Regions from separate parts of the Homo sapiens genome. Here region 1 is linked to region 2. The links are chromatin loops, found by intact Hi-C in ENCODE. Cell type or tissue: Caco-2. All regions are shown on one strand. Each heading gives the region's core, and the rest is flanking DNA. Links, peaks and the distances in the headings are about the cores only.

The links. A loop is a pair of places that touch in the nucleus more often than their neighbours do. Peaks named below come from ENCODE experiments on the same cell type or tissue, not always from the same donor. Only the 100,000 strongest peaks of a DNase experiment are listed, where the experiment ranks them.
Region 1: it touches region 2 in a loop (2.1-fold over the local background); 1 of 110 quality-filtered maps calls a loop at or near these places.

Annotation. Positions count from the first base shown.
Region 1 is chr2:15,809,997-15,812,912 of GRCh38, forward strand. No RefSeq gene overlaps it. Among named protein-coding and RNA genes, the nearest start is that of MYCNUT, 110 kb to the right of the region's middle. RefSeq lists an enhancer at 715-1,442. In Caco-2, for the core only: no CTCF peak of the experiment used is centred there; a DNase peak (open chromatin) is centred at 1,585.
Region 2 is chr2:15,875,063-15,877,978 of GRCh38, forward strand. No RefSeq gene overlaps it. Among named protein-coding and RNA genes, the nearest start is that of MYCNUT, 44 kb to the right of the region's middle. In Caco-2, for the core only: no CTCF peak of the experiment used is centred there; a DNase peak (open chromatin) is centred at 1,429.

The DNA of each region.
Region 1 (2,916 bases), core at 120-2,619, 65 kb before region 2:
CCTCTCTGCGTGTGACATTCCCTCTCCTCTTCCCCGGTCTTCCTCTCTCCTTCACCTCCTGCCTCCTGCCCTCCTCTTTCCTCTTGCCCTCTTGCCCTCTTGCTCCTCGTGGCTCAGCCCCACCGAGGGCCAGTGTTGAGGAGTTTGGGACAGTCATATCAGTGCCTACTGGGTTCCCCATCTCCTCCCTCCCCATCTGTCTTTCCAAGTCATCTCTTAAGACAGAGCTCTAGCATGTGCTAGGGGGTTAGACACCTATGGGCCAGTGAGAAGACGGAAATGATCGGGAGAAGAGCTCGCAGAGCCTGCCTGGCTGCAGCCCCTCCCTTGGCCTCTTCTCTCAGCCTATGCTCCCTCAAAACACATGCGTGGGGCCTCGGTGGCGAGGACGCATCAGAGACAGAGCAAGACGCGAAGTCTGCCCCTAAGAGGCTCATCGTGGCAGGTGACGGGTTGGGGAGAATAAGATGCGTCTAGTTATACCTAGAGCCTAGGACTGAATATAACCAAGGCTAAGCTGCCTTGAGACCCGGTCTCTGCTCCACAAACACCAGTCCAGCATCCACAATAATTTACAAGCAATAGAATCTTGCCTTCCGTGTCTGAAGGGAGTCTGCATTCTTCATGCTTGGCAAAGCTTCTGGAAATCCCTTTTTAATAATATGATTCCAGTCTCTCCCCATCCCCTCACTCCCCCCAGTGACCAATTCTGCCTGTTCCAGTGTGAGCCCCACTCACCGCTTTGGCTTGTCCAGGGTCCCGTCACCCATTCTCTGCCTCCTCCCTCCACACAGGGCCCGGCAGAGGCGCCTCAGAAACTCAGGTCGGTCCTCAGCAGGGCATGTGGGAAGGGCCCGGTGTCGGGCATTGTTTCCCTGTCAGTCTATAGCTGCTGTGGGTCCAGCACCCCCACCACCCACCCCAGCTAGTCTTTGAGCCTGAGAGCACATTACAAGTTTCCAAGATAAGAATGTACTGGCCCCGAAGCTTGGCTGGGACTCTGCCCTTGATGGAGGGTGTGAGGGGGGAACAGAGAGCTCCCCGGGGCATGGGCCACTGTTCTCAAGGCCTTTGCCTTCAGTTCAGGGCCCTACATCTGGAACAGAGCAGGAGGCCAGGGAAAAAATGTCTGCAGAAGAGATCAAACCGTGAATTGTTTTCCAAAGAGCTGGAGAAGGCTTAGGGTATGAACACATCATCAGATTCTGCCAAATAATGGTGGAGGGTACCTGGGAAGACAGGAGGTTATTCAAGGTCTCAGGACACCTCCCACTAGGGTACTGGACAGGTCTGTGGCCTTCCCTTCTTTCCTCACTCCTTTCTCCCATATGCCCTCGGAGGAGGAGCCTGGTGGGGGGGAAGGGGAAGTTTCAATGCATTTTCCTGGGAAATGACTTCTCCGGAGTCACATTTCTTTTAGGTCTATATGGTAGAGTCATGGACTGTCCAGCCGCCCTTGACTTAGTTGGCTGAGATCCACCCAGGAAGCAGGTCCCTGATCTCAGGCGTGGATTCTCTGGAGGGGCTGGATGGGCTGCCTGTGCCTCCTGCAGGCCCTCCTCCGCTGGAAGGAGGCAGGCCAGGAGATGCCTCGCATTCCTGTGGGGCAGTGGGCTGGAGAGGTAGTTGTTTCTTTTTTTTTTTCTTAGAGGCACGGTCTTGCTGTTGTCCAGGCTGGAGTGCAGTGGCGCCATCATAGCTCACTGCAGCATCAACCTCCCGGGCTCAAGTGATCCTCCCTCCTCAGCCTCCTGAGTATCTGGGATTATAGTTGTAAGCCACCACACCCAGCCTAGAGAGGTTTTAAGGCTTCCAGCCTCCCTTGGGGCATGGAGGTCTCCCTCCATAGGCCTGGGATGGGTAGTTGTGGTTTGGGCTGAATGCTCTTGATGATTATCAAGCTACTCCTGGGGTATCCCTGCAGATGAACATGAGACTGAATTTCTGGAAGGAGGAGAAGCTGTGATGAATGCAGAGAGGGTGCACTCGGGATAGACAGATCACTTTGTCTCAAGTGCAAATTGTGATGAATTGGAGGCCACATGCACCGACAGTCACAGGTGGGAGGAAACAGAGAGGGCACCTGGTCCATCCCTCATAGGACTGATGGAAAATGTGGACCCAGAGAAGGAGAGATGTCTGTCCAGAGCCACACACCAGGAGCCCCACCTTCACCCCCCTTTCCTCCCCGCCCCACACTCACTGCGCTCTTGTAATGAGGTTAATTCCACTACGAAAATCTCACAGGATGGAAAATCCCCCAACTGTCCCTGCTTGGGCTTAGTTTTTAGAAATTCAAGGACGTGTACACATTTCAGTTCTTTTTTTTTTTTTTCAAACTGAATGTTTAAAATTCAGGCATCTTTTGTTCCACTCGATTCTGGAAGAATAATTCTAGGGACTTCAAGATCTCATTTAACAAGCGTTACAGCTTGATGAAATGCTGATTTTCATATTGTTCTCAAACTGCACAGTTGCAGAAGCCAATGCCAAATGCAAGCAGGATATTTTGAAGGAAAAAGCTTAAAATTGAAATCCACGTTGACAAATCCGAGATGAATGGCAGCGTGATGAGCACAGGGCTGCAGTTTCTCAGTCAGCCTGGAAAGGCAGTAGGGCGTGGCCAGAGACAACAGGCTGTGGACAAGGACCTGGCTCAGATTTAGGCTCTGCGACTGCTGGCTGAGCCACCACATGCAAATTTGTTTGTAAATGATAAGGGAATCTGGACTGGCAGGGAGGATTTGGCTAGTTTTTGTGGCCTTTGAGGTGCAAATGACAAGAAACTTGAGAAAAGCAAAGTCTCTCTTAGGGTTGAGATTTCTCTGCTGCCTACAGTTTAGCTGCAGTGTTGAAAGAATAGGGAGGTTGAAAGGCATCATGTTGGATGGAAAAGAGAATTGGAGTCTGCAGATG
Region 2 (2,916 bases), core at 217-2,716:
AGAATAAAGTCCAGCTTCGTAAGTCTAACATTCAAAGTTCCCAAAATTTGACCTTAATAGTCACTCCCAGCATCACTTCCAACTATGAATGCCCCAGGTACACATATCCACATATCCACACCACCCCCAAAATGAACCATTACTTAGCTTCACCACCCAAACATGCCTCACACTTTGCCCTGTCTCAGTTACTCAGTCACCATTTACTGAGTGTGTTTGGCCAAAATGATGACCTAGTGCACACTAGGCCCCACGCCAGGTGCCTGACAGGCATTCTTGCAGAAGATTAAGTAGTACCATCCCCATTTTTCATGAGGGAAATTACAGACAGTAGAAATCATATGCCCCTAGTCACAGAGCCCAGAAGAGCAAGAGCCGGGTCTGGAATCCAAGTCCTTCTAACTAACAAAACATTGTTCTGCCTCTCCAGCCCCCAGTTGCATCCCAGGGTTGTCTCAGGACTGGGTGGGGTCCTGTGAGAGAAGTGAGCACAGTGATGTCTTCCAAGAGCTCTGCGGACCAGGAGCAAAGGTCCACCAGCTGCCCAGAGGAACAGGCAGTCCAGGCGAGGGAGAGGTGCTCAGTGATAAGTGTTGGGACCATAGGCTGCTGGGTGAGCTTGGAAGCATCTCAAGGGCAGCTGGAAGTTGGGGAGCAAAGTCAACTGTACCACAATATTTGATTTTTGTATCAAAATTCCTATCCTTATAGTTCAGGAACCAGGAAGCAACTACTGGCAACCATCTCAGTGAGCTAAGCACATGTGTGTCACTGGAATAAGAAACATGTGCAGGTAGGCTGAGCACAGTGGCTCAGGCCTGTAATCCCAGCACTTTGGGAGACTGAGGTGGGCAAATCACTTGAGGTCAGCCTGGCCAACATGGTGAAACCCCGTTTCTACTAAAAATACAAAAATTTGCTGGGTATGGTGGTAGGCACCTGTAAGCCTAGCTACTCAGGAGGCTGAGGCAAAAGAATCGCTTGAACCCAGGAGGCAGAGGTTGCCATGAGTCAAGATGATGGCGCTGCACTCTAGCAGGTAAAGGCCTTCACAGTACTCATAAAACTAAAAAAAAAAATTTTTTTTTTTTGAGACAGGGTCTCACTCTATAGCCTAGGCTGCAGTGCAGTGATGTGATCACAGCTCATTGCAGCATTGACTTCCCAGGCTCAAGTGATCCTCCCATCTCAGCCTCCTGAGTAGGTGGGACCACACGTGTATGCCATCATACCCAGCTATTTTGATTTTTTTGTAGAGGCAGGGGTCTGGCTATGTTGCCTAGGCTGGCCTTGAACTCCTGAGCTCAAGCCATCCTCCCCCCTTGGCCTCCCAAAGTGCTAAGATTACAGGCCTGAGCCACTGCACATGGCCTAGAAACATTTCTTAAAAAGAATGTGACCATGAAAATTGCCCAAGTTTGCACAGTATTTGGTGAGGCCCCAGTGTCAATTCTCATTCATCCAAGGACTTTGTAATCATATTGATAACAGCTTGATAATCCCCATGGGACCAATACAAAGTTCAACTTACAGTCTGAAAACTATTCTCACATCTCTTCTCTCACCTATACTCCCACATCAACTCTGTGGTATATGAAAGGAGCCAGTGTCAGACCATGCCACAGATGCAGAGCAGGCCCAGAGAGTGGAATACCTTCCCCAAGGTGACACCACCAGCTTATTTCCCCAGCCTTTTACCAAGTACCTATGAATTATGGTAGACACTTTCCATACATCATTTGATTAAATCCTCACAACATCCTGGGAAATAGAAATTACCCTATTTTAGAATAGTATTTGATTCTAAAATGTATATGGAAGAGCAAAAGGCCAATATCCCAGACAATACTGAAGATGATGAACAAAGCACTGGACTTGTCAGATCTTATCAAATAGCAAGCATTGTCATAAAGCCATGATAATGAAGCCAATCTAGCACTTGTGCAGGGAAACTCAGATTGACTATCAAGAAGACAAGTAAGATCAGACTAGGGAGGCCAGGAGCAGACTCACACACATATATGGAGCTGGATTTGTGACAGAGCAGGCATTGCAAATCAGAGGGGAAAGGAAGCAATTTTCCATAAGTGGTGTTCACACAATTGGTTATTTATATGGCAAATATGGCATTGGACCCCCTACCTCACACCATACACAAAAATTAATTCCAAATGAATTAAAGCTATAAAGTGACAAAACTATAAGATTTAGAATGAAGTATAGGAGAATATATTTTTTATCTTAAGAAAGGCAGCTTTCTTGAATAAGTCTCATAATGTACAAATTACCAAACATACAAGTCATAAAGAAAAGTTAAATACATTTGACTACCTTAAAATGGAAAACTCCTGTTTGATGGATACTATAAAGAGAAAGCATTGATTATTATCCACATAATAAAATCAACTCCATAAGTAATTCAGTAAGACTTCAAGAGCCACTTCACCTAACAAGGATCTTCCATGACAAAAAAAACAGGCAACCTACAGAATGGGAGAAAATTTTTACAATCTACCCATCTGACAAAGGGCTAATATTTAGAATTGACAAAGAACTTAAACAAATTTACAAGAAAAAAACAAACAATCCCATCAAAAAGTGGGCAAAGGATATGAACAGACATTTCTCAAAAGAAGACTTTTATGTAGCCAACACACACATGAAAAAAATGCTCATCATCACTGGTCATCAGAGAAATGCAAATCAAAACCACAATGAGATACCATCTCACACCAGTTAGAATGGTGATCATTAAAAAGTCAGGAAACAACAGATGCTGGAGAGGATGTGGAGAAATAGGAACACTTTTACACTGTTGGTGGGACTGTAAATTAGTTCAACCATTGTGGAAGACAGTGTGGCGATTCCTCAAGGATCTAGAACTAGAAATACCATTTGAACCAGCGATCCCATTAC